5 separate regions of the Homo sapiens genome follow, and all the other regions are linked to region 3. A link is a contact called in ENCODE Hi-C or POLR2A ChIA-PET data. All regions are on one chromosome and are shown on one strand. Each heading gives the region's core, a stretch centred on a gene start or an enhancer-like site at or near the end of the contact. The rest is flanking DNA. Distances are from core to core; before and after follow the strand shown. Region 1 holds the start of PTOV1-AS1 (PTOV1 antisense RNA 1). Region 2 holds the start of IL4I1 (interleukin 4 induced 1). Region 3 holds the start of CYTH2 (cytohesin 2). Region 4 holds the start of SCAF1 (SR-related CTD associated factor 1). Region 5 holds the start of NOSIP (nitric oxide synthase interacting protein).

What was found. Hi-C counts contacts between places; a loop is a spot of excess contacts on that map. ChIA-PET counts read pairs that join two places held with the same protein, here RNA polymerase II (POLR2A). Pooled maps may share reads with other maps.
Region 1: a pooled map shows a loop between it and region 3 (9-fold over the local background). The contact joins the promoter of PTOV1-AS1 here to the promoter of CYTH2 in region 3. A Hi-C loop is called at or near these places in 1 of 168 maps with a recorded cell type or tissue (naive thymus-derived CD4-positive, alpha-beta T cell) and 7 of 50 pooled maps. POLR2A ChIA-PET finds 5 or more read pairs at or near these places in 1 of 52 experiments (activated T-cell).
Region 2: a loop to region 3 is called in a pooled map, with 10 times the contacts of the local background. The contact joins the promoter of IL4I1 here to the promoter of CYTH2 in region 3. A Hi-C loop is called at or near these places in 4 of 50 pooled maps. POLR2A ChIA-PET finds 5 or more read pairs at or near these places in 3 of 52 experiments (activated B cell, activated CD4-positive, alpha-beta memory T cell and activated naive CD8-positive, alpha-beta T cell).
Region 4: a map of naive thymus-derived CD4-positive, alpha-beta T cell shows a loop between it and region 3 (8-fold over the local background). The contact joins the promoter of SCAF1 here to the promoter of CYTH2 in region 3. A Hi-C loop is called at or near these places in 1 of 168 maps with a recorded cell type or tissue (naive thymus-derived CD4-positive, alpha-beta T cell), 1 of 37 single-sample maps with no recorded cell type and 8 of 50 pooled maps. POLR2A ChIA-PET finds 5 or more read pairs at or near these places in 1 of 52 experiments (GM10248).
Region 5: a loop to region 3 is called in a pooled map, with 5 times the contacts of the local background. The contact joins the promoter of NOSIP here to the promoter of CYTH2 in region 3. A Hi-C loop is called at or near these places in 1 of 168 maps with a recorded cell type or tissue (gastrocnemius medialis), 1 of 37 single-sample maps with no recorded cell type and 6 of 50 pooled maps. POLR2A ChIA-PET finds 5 or more read pairs at or near these places in 1 of 52 experiments (CD4-positive, alpha-beta memory T cell).

Annotation. Positions count from the first base shown.
Region 1 is chr19:49,850,398-49,853,097 of GRCh38, reverse strand. PTOV1-AS1 (PTOV1 antisense RNA 1) reads left to right here and starts at 1,422. Exons shown (of 4, transcript NR_040037.1): 1 at 1,422-1,530. PTOV1 (PTOV1 extended AT-hook containing adaptor protein) reads right to left here and starts at 1,939. Exons shown (of 12, transcript NM_001394010.1): 1 at 1,599-1,939. The coding sequence starts at 1,769. RefSeq lists silencers at 1,741-2,030, 2,471-2,550 and an enhancer at 2,131-2,240.
Region 2 is chr19:49,895,599-49,898,298 of GRCh38, reverse strand. It overlaps IL4I1 (interleukin 4 induced 1), which reads left to right and starts at 1,412. Exons shown (of 8, transcript NM_152899.2): 1 at 1,412-1,464; 2 at 2,117-2,151; 3 at 2,246-2,484. The coding sequence starts at 2,139. RefSeq lists an enhancer at 303-482.
Region 3 is chr19:48,467,991-48,470,690 of GRCh38, reverse strand. It overlaps CYTH2 (cytohesin 2), which reads right to left and starts at 1,322. Exons shown (of 12, transcript NM_004228.7): 1 at 1,165-1,322; 2 at 191-338; 3 at 22-88. The coding sequence starts at 1,183. It overlaps LOC105372430 (a long non-coding RNA gene), which reads left to right and starts at 1,158. Exons shown (of 3, transcript NR_186576.1): 1 at 1,158-1,680. RefSeq lists a silencer at 1,117-1,306 and enhancers at 670-1,663, 1,857-2,016, 1,721-2,221.
Region 4 is chr19:49,640,862-49,643,561 of GRCh38, reverse strand. It overlaps SCAF1 (SR-related CTD associated factor 1), which reads right to left and starts at 1,353. Exons shown (of 11, transcript NM_021228.3): 1 at 1,320-1,353. RefSeq lists a silencer at 1,143-1,432 and enhancers at 1,463-1,812, 1,923-2,022, 1,563-2,232, 2,233-2,700.
Region 5 is chr19:49,579,258-49,581,957 of GRCh38, reverse strand. NOSIP (nitric oxide synthase interacting protein) reads left to right here and starts at 1,402. Exons shown (of 9, transcript NM_001270960.2): 1 at 1,402-1,443. It overlaps PRRG2 (proline rich and Gla domain 2), which reads right to left and starts at 642. Exons shown (of 7, transcript NM_000951.3): 1 at 477-642.

The DNA of each region.
Region 1 (2,700 bases), core at 173-2,672, 1.4 Mb before region 3:
TGCTCTCCACCCACGCAGGTGATTCTCCACCCACGCAGGTGATTCTTCACCCACGCAGGTGATTCTGACTTTTGGGCAGTCGTCAGAAGATCAGATAGAAAACCTGAGTATCTTGGCGTTAGAATGAGTTGGACAGAGAGTGGATGTTGCCCCGGGGGCTTCAGGCACCATACCGGACATCCAGCATCTGAGATGAGTTAAAACGCACAGCTGGAGGTGACTTTCGAGATGAGGGTACACTTACAACATACAAGTTGTTTATGGCGCTGGGACCTGAGGTATCTAGTCCGCATATACAGTGACACGTATGCATTTACTGCCACAAAGATGGGTAAAAGTCAGGAGAACGCACTTAAGAGCCCAAGCGACATACTTAATGTCTGCTTGTCTAGGAGAGCAGGTTGACTCAGGACTTCAAATATGCTGGGATCTGGAGCCATAGTAAAGAACACATATGCTTGCCTAAAACCCAGGGATACCTTCCACAGCAGGAGCAGCACATCAAGATGGGACGATCATATTTAAAAACGACGGTTAAGGTGCAACCTAAAGTAAATCTCACATCTTGGCAATCGTGTGCAAAACTGCGCGCCTGACATCCCTATTGCACAGGGAAGCCCATCTAGTACTTGCACTGAGGTTTAAAACCTTGGGGTGCATGTCTGAGGACCCGGAAAGCACTTTTGAACAACTAGATGCGAATGCTGCAGGAAGGGGCGAAGGCAGTGGAGTGAAGGGGTACGTTTAAGTTGTGGGAGGTGATCTAAGTCTCGGTATCCATGTTTATGACCCCAGGAAGCCTGTTTAAGGTTTCAGTAGGGCTGCCACAGCTCTGTGCCATCCACACCGCTGAGGCAGTGTATTTAAGAAGCGGACCCGAGCGCGAACCCAGGGGAAATCTCACATCGGGGCAAGCGTGTGCACGGTGCAAAGTCGCGATGTGCGGTTTTACAGCCCCAGGTAAACCTTACGGTTTCTGAAAAGCATGTGCATCTTTTGGGTCCGGAGAAGCGTGTGCAGCCCAAAGTACCTGCGAAGCTGAATGTTTACGTTTAAGGTCTGGGCTCACGGCAGTCCATCAAAGCATCCCACATGTGGGCGCGGGCGCGTATTCTAGGTGCGCACTCCACGGGCACGGAGCGGCCGCCAGGGGAGAACGCCCACGGGTGCGACATCTGGGGGCGCTGGTACAAAGCGCGGGCCCCTCCCTCGCCGCTGTCCCCCAAAACCGCCCCCATTTCCAGGTTTCCTGCCCGGAGAGCGAGCAACTCTCCAATAGGAAAAACAAGCGAGCGTGCCGGCTGCCTGTCTGCCGCCCCCAGCCCGCGTTTAAATCGGGCCGCGGAGTCAGCAGTAATATGAGCCCGCCCCGCCCCCGTCCCCCAACCCCCCACCCCGGCCCGAACGCGCAACAAAGGGGAGAGCGCGGCGCGAACCACCGGGTGCTCCACGGGGGAACCCGGCCCCGGGCGGGACCACCCTTCGGGCCACAGGGGACACCCCGGAGCGGCGGGGGCTGCGGACAAAGGCGTGAGCCCGGGATAGGGGCTGGGGGGGCGGGGCCGTGGAAGGCTCTGGAAAAAGGGCGGGGGGCTCACCATGGGAGGGGCCGAGCGGGCCCGGATCCGCGGAGGCTGCGGGCCTCGGGGGCTGGCAGGCCAGGAGCGCGAGCGGACGGCGCGCACCACGAGGGGCCGCGGAGGGCGGCCGCGACCCCCGAGGGGGCCCCCGGCGCCGGAGCGGTACGGGGCACGGCGCGGACGGACCATGGCGGGCGCGGGCCGAGCGGGCGGGGAGCTGCCGCGGGCCACAAGGGGGGCTGCGGGCTCCACCGACTGAGGGGCGCGGGCGCGGGCGCGCGGCTTCGGGGGAGACGGGCTGAGCCGTACCAAGCTCGGGGGACGCGCCGCCGGAGTGGGGTCGCCGCGGCCGAACCACTGAGGCGAGCGGGGGAGCCCGGCGCGTACCAAGCGCGTCCGAGGGGGCGTGGCCGGAGCGTACCAAGGCGGCGCGGGGGAGCGGGGCCCGGGCGGGAGCGGAGTGTGGGCTCGGCGGTCCTGCGGGCCTCTCCGGCGCGGGGGAGTCCTGGGAAGACGCGCGAGCCACAACTTCAGGGGGCGTGGCGGGAACGGGAGCCCCTACCGAATGGGGTGGCAGAAGAACGAAGGCGACACCAAGCTGGCCCCTTGCGGGGGTCGGGACGGCGGGAGACCTCATCCGGAGCCCTGGGCCCGCAGAGCCAGGAGACCGCGCCAAAATACATCAGGGAAGAGGGGAGGACGGAATAATGGGCCTGGGGACAAAGGAACCCACTGAAAGGGAACCCACTGAGGGTACGGATTGCACCCGAGCCTGAGACAGCTGAAGGTTTGCAGTCGGTGACGTGGCGAGGTGGGCAAGGGACTCCAACTCCCAGCGGGCCCCGCGCGGCCTGGGCGGGGCCAGCTGTCCCTGGAGGCTCCGCCCATTAGCCCCGGCGCCCAGGCTCCGCCCGCCGTCCCTGGCGACTCCAAGCTTCTCGCCACTCACGTCGCTCCCCGGCCTTCCGTGGATTCGCTCATTCGCTCTGCTAAAATGGAATGACTACTTACTAGTAGTTGTATAAGATTTTTCCCTCGATTTTTGTTCCTTAAACGTGGGTAATACCTAACCCTAGAGTGGTTATGGGGATCGAGCCCGAGGGGCTGTGCTTGACTGCTT
Region 2 (2,700 bases), core at 163-2,662, 1.4 Mb before region 3:
CCCAGGCTAGAGTGCAGTGGCACGATCTCAGCTCACTGCAACCTCCACCTCTTGGGTTCAAGCAATTCTCCTGTCCCAGCCTCCTGAGTAGTTGGGACTACAGGCGTATGCCACCATGCCCGGCTAATTTTTATATTTTTAGTAGAGACGAGGTTTTGCCATGTTGGCCAGGCTGGTCTTGAACTCCTGACATCAGGTGATCCGCCTGCCTCGACCTCCCAAAGTGCTGGGATTATAGGCGTGAGCCACCCCTGGCCCTCGTCACTATTTTTGCTGACCCAAGCTCTTTCGGTCCCTGAACTCTCCAGCTCTTTGATCATTTCCCTTTGCCACGGCCTCCCGCCCCTGCGTCACATGCCTTGTTACTCACATTCACCCCCCAGCCCCTCCCGGCCATAACCGCATCCCTCTTTGATTTACTGCGGGAGTTTCCCATCTTCCTTCTTGTTAATGCCCTCCAACCCCCACCCAACCCTTGCTGCAGAGAATCTGCCTCCCTCTGGTTTTCCTCCTCACGGAGCCCCTGGCTCCCTCTCCCCCACCCCAAGGAAAGTCCCTGCTATTGTTTCTCCACCCCCACCCACTCCAAGGTGCCGCCCCACTCCCTGCCCTGAGCACTGAGGTGGTTCTTAAAGCAGGGATGGGTGAAGCCTGGGCGCTTCCCTCTGCCGGGTGGTCACTCATAGAACCCCTGAGTGCCCCTGCGGCCACAGCAGCTGGCATTTCCAAAGGAGCAGCTTCCAGTACTACCCCAGGTTCCGGCCACAGAACTTAACCTGGATTCACTCACTTGATCCTAAAACACTGTGACGTCTGTAGACGTCATTTGACAGCTGTAGACGAGAGCCACAGAGGGGAGGGCGGGCTCAGAGCCCACGTCCTGACCCCGGGACCACGGCTGCCAGCCCCACTGCTACACCCATGTAACGGAGGGGGAGACTGAGGCTCTGGGTGGCAAGTGGAGAGGGAAGTGGAACCATGGGGGGCCCTGCAGGACATGGCGACACCTGACGGAGAGGGACTTGGAGGGGAAAGTTGGCCTGGCCCAGGGACCTGTAGCCCCTCTGTCCCCGTGGGAATCAAGGAGGCAGAGAGAGTGCAGGGGAGGATAGAAACAAGTGGCCTGGTGATCAGGGACGGGGGCAAACCGAAGGGGATTCCCCGTTGTTGGCACGGTTACCTGAGCATCTATTTCTGGCCTCCAAACCACCCCAGAACTATCTGGGGCAAAAGGAAGTGAATAGACTGATTAACTTCCTCCAACCCCCTTTCTCCAACCTCAACTAGACTCTGAGCATTGGACCAGAGCAGCTCCAGGAAACCAGTTTCATTTCCCTCGGCCAGTTTCCCAAAAGGAGGGGTGGGCGGGGCTCTGCCAGTTTAAGGGGAGAGAAAGGGCCACAGCAGAGACAGTGGAGGGCAGTGGAGAGGACCGCGCTGTCCTGCTGTCACCAAGAGCTGGAGGTAGTGACACGGCCAGTGGTGGGGGGACAGAGAGACAGGACCCACAGAAATAGGGACTGAGAAGCAGTCAGGAGCTGGGGAGATGAGGAAGAGGGAAAAGAGGCCGGGCGCGGGGGCTCATGCCTGGAATCCCAGCACTTTGGGAGGCCGAGGTGGGTGGATCACCTAAGGTCAGGAGTTCGAGACCAGCCTGGCCAACATGGCGAAACCCCGTCTCTACTAAAAATACAAAAATTAGCCAGGTTTGGTTATGGGTGTCTGTAATCCCAGTTACTTGGGAGGCTGAAGTGGGAGGATTCTTGAACCTGGGAGGCGGAGGTTGCAGTGAGCCAAGATCTTACCACTGCACTCCAGCCTGGATGGCAGAGAAAGACTGTTAAAAAAAAAAGAAAGAAAGGAAAGAAAGAGGGAAAAGAAGAGAAAGAGACAGGAACCCGAGAGAGCTGTGGCAGAGGTGGAGACCGGTGAGGAGGGAGGCAGGGACGGTCCAGGGGACTCTGAAGGAATGGGGTTAGGGGACACAGGTCCAGAGAGCAGGACAGTGACTGGGGGAGGGCCGGCTCTAGCAGCTGGGCAGCCCATGGGAGACAGAGTCAGGCTACAGTGGTCACAGGCCTCAGTCACAACAGCCCTCCCTTCTCCTCCACCCCAGACACCATCTCCCACCGAGAGTCATGGCCCCATTGGGTGAGTAAGCAGGGGAGGGGCTCTGGAACAAGTGAGTAGAACCCCTCTCCCCCGACCTGCCACAACCCCGTTGACCCTGTCCTCCTCCTCCCAGCCCTGCACCTCCTCGTCCTCGTCCCCATCCTCCTCAGCCTGGTGGCCTCCCAGGACTGGAAGGCTGAACGCAGCCAAGACCCCTTCGAGAAATGCATGCAGGATCCTGACTATGAGCAGCTGCTCAAGGTGGTGACCTGGGGGCTCAATCGGACCCTGAAGCCCCAGAGGGTGATTGTGGTTGGCGCTGGTGTGGCCGGGCTGGTGGCCGCCAAGGTGCTCAGCGATGCTGGACACAAGGTGGGAAGCACTGCTTGCAGTCTACCTGGAGTCCCTCCTGCTGCAGGCTGGAGTCCCTGGGCACAGGGACACGGCCGCGTTCCTCCTTGAGGGGGTGGAGGTGGGGATGTGGGGGGAGAGGCTATCTTTCCCTGTAGTCTGGGGGTGAGGCCCAAGCCCCCTGCTGTCACATGTCTCCACTGAGAGGCCCCAGACTTTCCTGTCCCACGTTTTTCA
Region 3 (2,700 bases), core at 73-2,572:
CAGTCCTGTGGCCCCAAGCACCTTCTTGGGGTCCATGTTGAACTTCTTCCTGCCCATTGCCATCTTCCGGTTCCGTTGCAAGGTCTTACTGCAGGAGCAGAGAGCAGGGTTGGGGGTGGAGGGTCAATGCCTGGGCATCCCTGGCCTCAGCCAACCCCACGCCCCCTAGGTCATCCGCCCCAGCCCTCACCTGCCCTCATTGGCCTCCAGCCCCTCCACCTCGCTCATGGCTTCACTGAGCTCCTCCCGCAGGCGCTGAATCTCCACCAGCAGCTCCTGCTTCCGCCGCCGGATGTTCTCCAGCTCCATCCGCTCCTCCGGAGTCAGGTCTGGGGGTTCTAGGGATCGGGGTCAAGGTTTAAAAGTCAGTGCTAGGGGCCGTGAGCCTGAATTCCTGCAATCTGGGGGCGGACAGAGCTGGGAGAGGATGTGTAAGGGGCTTCCTATGTCTGCACAGAAGAATGGGCTGGGGGCCTGGATTCCTCCCTGCAGAGGAGAAAGAGCTGGGGCTCTAAACTCTTGAGTCCTGGGGGACAAGGGGAATTGGGGCCCGGATTCCTGAGTCTGAGGGAGAAGGGGAATGGGTGCCTGAGCTCTTAGATCTGAGGGAAGAAAGGGCTGGGGGCCTCGGCTTCTAGGTCCATTACTTGGAAGGGGACTGAGGCCTTGGTTTTCTGACTCCATTACTGGCGAGGTAGCTGGGGACCTGGTTATCCGGACTACTGGGTCCATGAAAAGTCACTACAGCCGGGGGAACTGATGACAGCTCAGGAGAGTTGGGAAGGTGGGGCGGGACATCGAAGGCCCCCGCCCCCCAAGATTTCTCCCCTCCCCGCAACCCAAGCGCCCCTCCCCGGCCCCGGCAGGCGCTGGGCTCGCCCGCCCCTCCAGCGGGAATGGTTCCGCCCCGGCCTCGCCTCCACCACTCCATCCCGCCCCTCCCGCCGCCACCGGAAACAGGCTCAGCCCAAACAATGGCCTGGAACGCCCGGCTTTCGGGCCCCGCCGGAAGCCCGTCCAGCGCCCAACAAAAGCGGCGCGACAAGTCTACGACTGAGCCGAACGCTTCTGGGCGCCGCGCGCCAGGGGGAAACGTTCGCGGCGGAACGTTCAGGAGAAAACGCTCCAGCAACTCCCAGCCGACCCCGCCCCTCCCCGACCTACCATAGACGCCGTCCTCCATGGCGGCTAGGAAGGCCCGCGGGGAATCCGGGGCGGTCCCGCCAGTCGGGCCTGGATCCGCGTTGGCCCGCGGGCTCGGGTGAGCCCGCTCAAACGCCCCGGGAGCCACCGCCGCCTCCTCAGCGCCAGTCCTCAGCGCTGAAAAGACTCTTCCCTTCGTCGCCCAACCGCCCCTTCAGTAGGGACCGCCCCTCTTTTTGACACTGTCCAATCCACAGTGGGCGCTTTCGTCCTCCCCGCCCTCGCCACCAAAGGATCGTTCTCCAGGGCCAACAGTCGTACAAAAAGCCGGTGTAGGTATGTCCGGCCAGAGGTAGACGGCCCGCGGGGCCAATCGGAGTGCAGGCAGGGCAGCAGGCCCCGCCTCCGAAACAACAGAAAGCACTTGACAGGCTTGCTCTCCAATGAGAAGCCCCGGAAAAGTGTCGCGCGGAGGCGGAGCCACGCGGTACAGCCACCTCTGCGCCTGCTCAAAGGCCCTGGACACTTGGAGTCTAGGTAAACCGAGCCCCGCCTCCGATAATACGTTGCTAGGGGGCGGTACTTTGTTAGTCTTGTTGCTAGGAGGCGGGGCTAGAACTGGCTTGTTTCCGTAAGCCACACCTCCTAGCAGGCCATGCTGGCTTCTGACCGCAAAGGTTGCCATGCAACCGGGAGCGGCTTTAGGCCTCCTTTTCTTTTGCATTTCTTCTCCGCGTATTTCCCCTCCTCTCAGCCCCTTCTTACCGCCGAACTCCTTCTTTATCACCATCTATGCCCTCCCCATCCCCCTCAGCCTCTTCGGAGTCGTGGAGTGGTGAAACAAAAGACTTCTTCGTTTTTTCTTTTTTTTTTTTTTTTGAGACAGAGTCTTGCTCTGTCGCCCAAGCTGGAGTGCAGTTGCGCGATCTCGGTTCACTGCAACCTCCGCCTCCCGGGTTCAAGCAATTCTCCTGCCTCAGCCTCCCGAGTAGCTGGGATTACAGGGTTGCACCATGATGGTGCATGCCTGGCTATTTTTTGTATTTTTAATAGAGACGGGCGTTTCACCATGTTGGCCAAGCTGGTCTCGAACTCCTGACCTCATGATCCGCCCACCTTGGCCCTCCAAAGTGCTGGGGTTACAGGCGTGAGCCACCGCGCCTGGCCAAGATTTACTTTTTTCTAAATGCTATGCTATTTGGTATCGGTCATGGGGAATGGAACAGGGGAAGGTGAAATTTAGTGAAAGCACAGGCTCGGCCTTCCTGGCACCTTCTGCCGCTCAGACTCCTCCCTCATTTCTCCAAACTCCTTCCTTTAGCTTAGCATCCTCCTAAGACTCCTCCCTTCCCCAAGCATCCTCCTGCTAAGACAACTCCCCTTTCCTCAGCATCCTCCCACCTCTCTGATTCCTTCTCCCATCTCAGAGGCCTTTTTTCCTCTCTGGCTCCCCTCACGTCACGGTCCCCCTTGTCCTCTCATACTCTTGCCCTTTTTTTTTTTTTTTTTTTTTTTGAGACAGAGTTTTGCTCTTTTGCCCAGTCTGGAATGAACTGG
Region 4 (2,700 bases), core at 104-2,603, 1.2 Mb before region 3:
GAGATCTTCTGAACAGAAGAATGCTCTGCAGATACTGCTAGGTCCTATCTGGATCAGTGGTTTCCCCAACAACAGGGTCATATACCAGTTTAGTGCTTCACAAATAGCTTGTTTTAAAAAGTAAATAGAACAAAATAGTTCTTCACAGCACAGCACAAGTAGTAAGTGGAAATGTCAATTCGTGGAAGGTGAGTTAATGTTAATACATTATGTTATATAATGTTAAATACATTATGACTGTCTGTACCAGGTCTCAATGAAAAAATGTATCTTAATGCAGATCACGGTCAACATGGCCCAGGTTTCCCCTTGAAAAGCACTGTAATAGTGGGTCTAGATGACCCTCCAGACTCTTCCAGACTAATGTAGATTAATTCTAACTCTCTCAATAACCCCCAGGGTAATGCAGAATCTTAAAACATTTTTCATTTGAATTACTGTCTGAAGGGCAAGTATATCTAAGCTGGGCAAAATTTCCTCATTCTCTTTCCGTATTATTATTCGCCACAAGCTGCTCTGACCCCAAAGGCATTCGAATTTGCTCCAGGCATCAAAACTGCATTCCTGCAGTCACATTAAAGCCATCTAGATGGTTCCAGGTCCTTCTAACTGCCCCCAGCCTCCTGTCACCCATTATTAGACACTACCCATACCTTGGAGACCCCAGACCCTCAGTACATCTCAATATTTGGCGCCCTTCCCTGGTGGGCATAACCCAACCCCCTAGGGGGCCCTAAATGACTTCTTAGCCCTTGAACACTCCTTCTAGGCCTGATAAATGGCCCCAGACTTATGCAGACCAGTTGCATCCTCAGGCCAGCCCATGCAGACACTTTCCAGCCCTAAAAGACATACCCCAGGCCTCTAGATGGCTCTGAAGATACTCTTCAGGTCTTGCAGACCCTCCTTCACCCCTGGGACATATCTCAAGATCTCAAGATGGCCCCAGAACCCTCTAACCAGACCCTAGCCTCCGGTCAGCCCAAAAAGACAATCTACAGTGTCTACAGACACGATCCAGGCCAGCTGTGTGATGGAGGGCAGGCCTTAGGCTCGGTCTAGGCCCAGAGACGCCCCAAGTCCTCTCGGAGACGCCCCATAGACGCCCCCAGGAACCCACGGATGCGTCCCGGGGCCCTGAGAAGGCCCCCCTCTCGGCGCCAGGTTTCGCCGCAGCTGCCGGGCCCGAGACCGCCCCGAGAAGCCCTCTAGGACCCGTGGCTTGTGGGGAGGACCCCGGGACAACTAGCGACCCAACTCCGCCCCGCCCACCCCAATAGGCCCGAGCCCCGCGGCCCGGACTGCCGCCGCCATCTTACCCCGCCGCTCGGGCTGCGGCTCCGGCCCCGGCGCGGGGCGGGGCGGGCTGGGGCGGGGTTCGTGAGCAAAGGAGGAGAGAGGCGGAGCTAAAGCGCCGCCGAGCTTGCCGGGATTTCAAGTACCGAGCACGGCGACGTGAAGGCCGGCGGGAAGGCAACCGCACTCGGTTTCCCAGAAGCCAATGGGACACATGGGGCGGGGTCCGCGCGATGCACGCCGGGAGGCGTAGTCCGCGCACCGCCTCTGTCGCGCGGGGACAGCTAATGGGGTGAGAGGTGAAGTGGGCGGGGCCGCGGTAGCCCGCGATGACGCCCCACAGTGCCCTGCGCGCGCGCGGAAAGGGTGGCGGAACAGGAGGTGACGTAAGAGGCGCCAGGCAGAACAGACGCAAGGGAATTGTAGTCCGGCGGAGTGAGCACGACTTGCTGGATGTTGTGCTGCCCACATTCTGGGGCTCTCAGAATCCAGATCCTCTAGGCCCCCCTAAATTTAGAACCAGACGGGATGCAGTGGCGCACACCGTAGTCCCACTCGGGAGACTGAGGCGGAAGGATGGCTTGAGCCTAGAAGTTAGAAGCCAGCCTAGGCAATATAGGGAGACCCCGCCTCTAAAAAAATAAAAATAGGCCAGGCGCGGTGGCTCACGTCTGTAATCCCAGCACTTTGGGAGGCCGAAGCAGGCGGATCATCTGATATCAGGAGTTCAAGACCAGCCTGACCAACATGGTGAAACCCAGTCTCTACTAAAAATACAAAAATTAGCCTGGCGTGGTGGCTAACGCCTGTAATCCCAGCTACTCGGGAGGCTGAGGTAGGAGAATCGCTTGAACCCGGGAAGCGGAGGTTGCAGTGGGCCAAGATCGCGCCATTGCACTCCAGCATGGGCTACAAGACGGAAACTCCGTCTCAAAAATAAACAAATAAAAATAAACTTAGAACCTAGAAGCCCGACCCCATAGCCGCCTCGTTCAGTACAGAGAAGTCTGAATTCCGAATCCTCTCACTCAGAGCAGTGTCCAGACTCCTATTTCCCTCCTCCCTCCGACTCAGGAGTCTGATTCTTCCTTCCTCGGATCCAAGAGTCGGTCTCCCAGACTAGTCCTGGTCTCAAGCTCTCACATACGAATTCGGGTCCCCCCAAGCCAGTGCCCTCGCTCGGATCCAGAATCCTGGGTCCCCAGCCTCTCCAATTCCTGGACCTAAGAGTCCAGGCCCCCGGCTCCCTCCTTTACCGAACCTAGTACGAAGGAACCTGTCTACCTTCCTCCCTGACACCCTCCTCCCCAGGACCCAGGAGTCCACATCTCCAGCCCCATTTTCTCCTAAGGACCCAGGAGTCTGGGCCCTCTGCTTCCTTCTCCTTCAAGACCCAGAAATCCT
Region 5 (2,700 bases), core at 153-2,652, 1.1 Mb before region 3:
AGGAGTCCTATTATTATCCCCAGTATAGAGAACAGGAAACTGAGGCACAGAGAGGTAATATAGCTTGCCGAAGGTCACACAGTGTGCAAGTGTGAGAGCCAGGATTTCAGTGAAGGCAGTGTCCGCCAGAGAAGAAAGCAAGGAGCAGGCAGCTTATCTTTCTTTCCCCACTGTGTCTACAGCACCTGACACAGATGCTTATAAACATGTCCACTGGTGATCTGGAGTCTTCCCTTCCTGGTAATTTCCACTTGTGCCTCTTTCTGTGCTCATTGTCACATCCACCCACAGACAACAAAGATTACGAGAGAGGCAGAGGCAGGGGATTAGTTATATTATTGGGTCTAGGGACCTAAGTGGGCAGGGGCCCTGGACTCCTGGGCCTAGGAGCCCCAAACTTCTGGGTCTCGGAGGGGCGGGGAGCCAGGATGCCTGGGTCCCCAAGCCAGGCTCTTCCTCCAGGGACATTCACTTACCTGCCCAGAAATGTGAGCACTGCCCCTTCCTCTTTAATCGAGAACTCCTTGGCCAGCTACAGCCAGCTGTGAAAGGGGACAGGGAAGAGGGGAGGGGATAAGGAGGAGGGGCGCCCCACTCCCGGTAACCAGGCCTGATCCCCGTTTCTGGCAGGTGGGCGGAACTTGCCATTACCTGCCCTGGGCGGGACTCAGGTAAGGGACAAAGTATTTAAAGGGACCTTGGGATAAAGGACTTAAAGGCCAGAGCTCCATGAGGAAGCCAAGGTGTCGAATACCATGGGATACCTGGGGGATTAGATTCGACCCTCCTCCTCCCTCCCGACCCCTACCCGCTCTGGCTCTCCCCTGGGAGTTCGTCTGTCCGAGCTAGAAAAATTAATATCTAGGTCTCTAGGTATCTAGAAACTAGCGGGAACGATATGCCTTAGTCCCTGGGACAGCTGGGCAGTGCCGCAGTAAATCCCTGTTTCCTGAGAGCGACTTGAACGGCTTTGATTTTCAATTTCCCAATGGCTCTGTCTGTAAAATGGGAGCGTAGTTGTCTCTTCTCAATTGTTTTAAGATGCAGCAAGAAAAGTGGATGATATATTTGGGAAAGTGGGCTTCCCGATCTCTAGGGGAAGTGATTAGTCCTTAAATTTGGGCTTGGAGAGACTCAAAACCTGGGAACCAAGCAGGAAAAAACGATCTCCCTGGGAAATGCCTCGTACATAGTAAGCGTTCCCCATATTCCCACCAGTTTCAATATCCGGAACTTTCGATTAGCTACTCACGTTTCCGGAGAGAGAAAGAGAAGAGAGGACTTGAGCAAGCCAGGCGAGGCACTTCCGCAACTAGGGGCAGCTCTACTTCCGGTGCCTTCTGCTGGGCGGAAGTGGGCGGAGCGGAGGGGGAAAATAGTGCTCCTTTCCGGTGTCGGGGCACAGTTGAAGAAGCGACCGAGGGACTGGGAGTCGTTAGTGAGGTGAGTTCGAGGCGGTGCAGGAAGAGTGTTGCTGGGATCGCTTTCCTGCGGGCTAGAGGCCTGGGGTCTTGAGGGAGACTGGGGCAAGATTTTGGATTCCCGATTCCCTGTCAATCATTATTAATACAGCTGTCCGGGCGCCCCAAGTTTGAAGCTGAACTACACTCTGCTGGAGGTGGCCAACCGTCCATCGGGCAGTTCTCTCTCTCTTTGTCTCTCTCTCTCACTATAAACTCAGTCAAGTGGTAGCTAGCATCGGCCAGTTCTCCTGAGAGTTACAGTTCTGCTGTAGATGATGGCTATTTGCTGGTGGTCCCAAGGGAAGGAGTGGACTGGGATTGCTGGGGGTCTAAGGAGTGGGAGTTGAGGAGGGAGAACTCCTTTCCTGGCCTCAGTTTCTCAGACTGTGGTGGGACGGCGGGCGATACTAGATTGTGCAGTCATCCATCGCCACCTTCTCTTCACCTTTTTGACAGCCCCTTCCCTTTCGGGGTTGGTGCAGGGATTCACGTTTTCTTGTGTGGAGCTTCGGGGTCAGGCAGTCATGGATTCCCATTCTGATTGTGCTGCTAATTCTGTGAACTTGGGGCTTGAACGGTCCTTGAGGCAGTTTGATGTTAATGTTTTCTTACGAAAATGTTCAAACTTATATAAAAGTGAGAGAAGAATACAGGAATTCCTGTCACCCAAATCACCAATGATTATTTTTGCCATACTTGCTGTATTTTTTTAAACTTAAAGAGATTAAAACAAATCGTAGGCATCATGACACTTAAGGATTGTCAAAAGACAAAATTGCAACACATTTAGTGAGAAGATCTTAATTGGCATTTATTCGTGAATCTACAATCAAACAACATCTAATTATGGAAAATAGCGTGAGTGTTCCGATGAGCTGAGCAGAGGTTGTTTTCAGAGACAAAGGGCTGAGAAAATCAGAAACGGAAAACAAAAAGCTAGTTGATTAAATTGATTAACTTGATTAAATTTCTAAGTTAAAGGTTAAAGTAGAGGGGACTTCCTTTATCAGGTGGGCTAAAACTGGGTTGTTTGGGGATTTGGCTATTATCTCTCTCCTGATATCTCAGAAGATCAGATATCAACTTAGTTTTGGCTTGGAAGCATGGAACTTTAGCATGAGTGTCTCCATTTTGGTTTGGTCTGTTGAACCTAGTGCAGGAGCTCAATCCAAACCAATGACCTTCTATAAATTTTATCTAACAGGGTGCGTGTGTAAAAACCAGAAACATTGCTGAT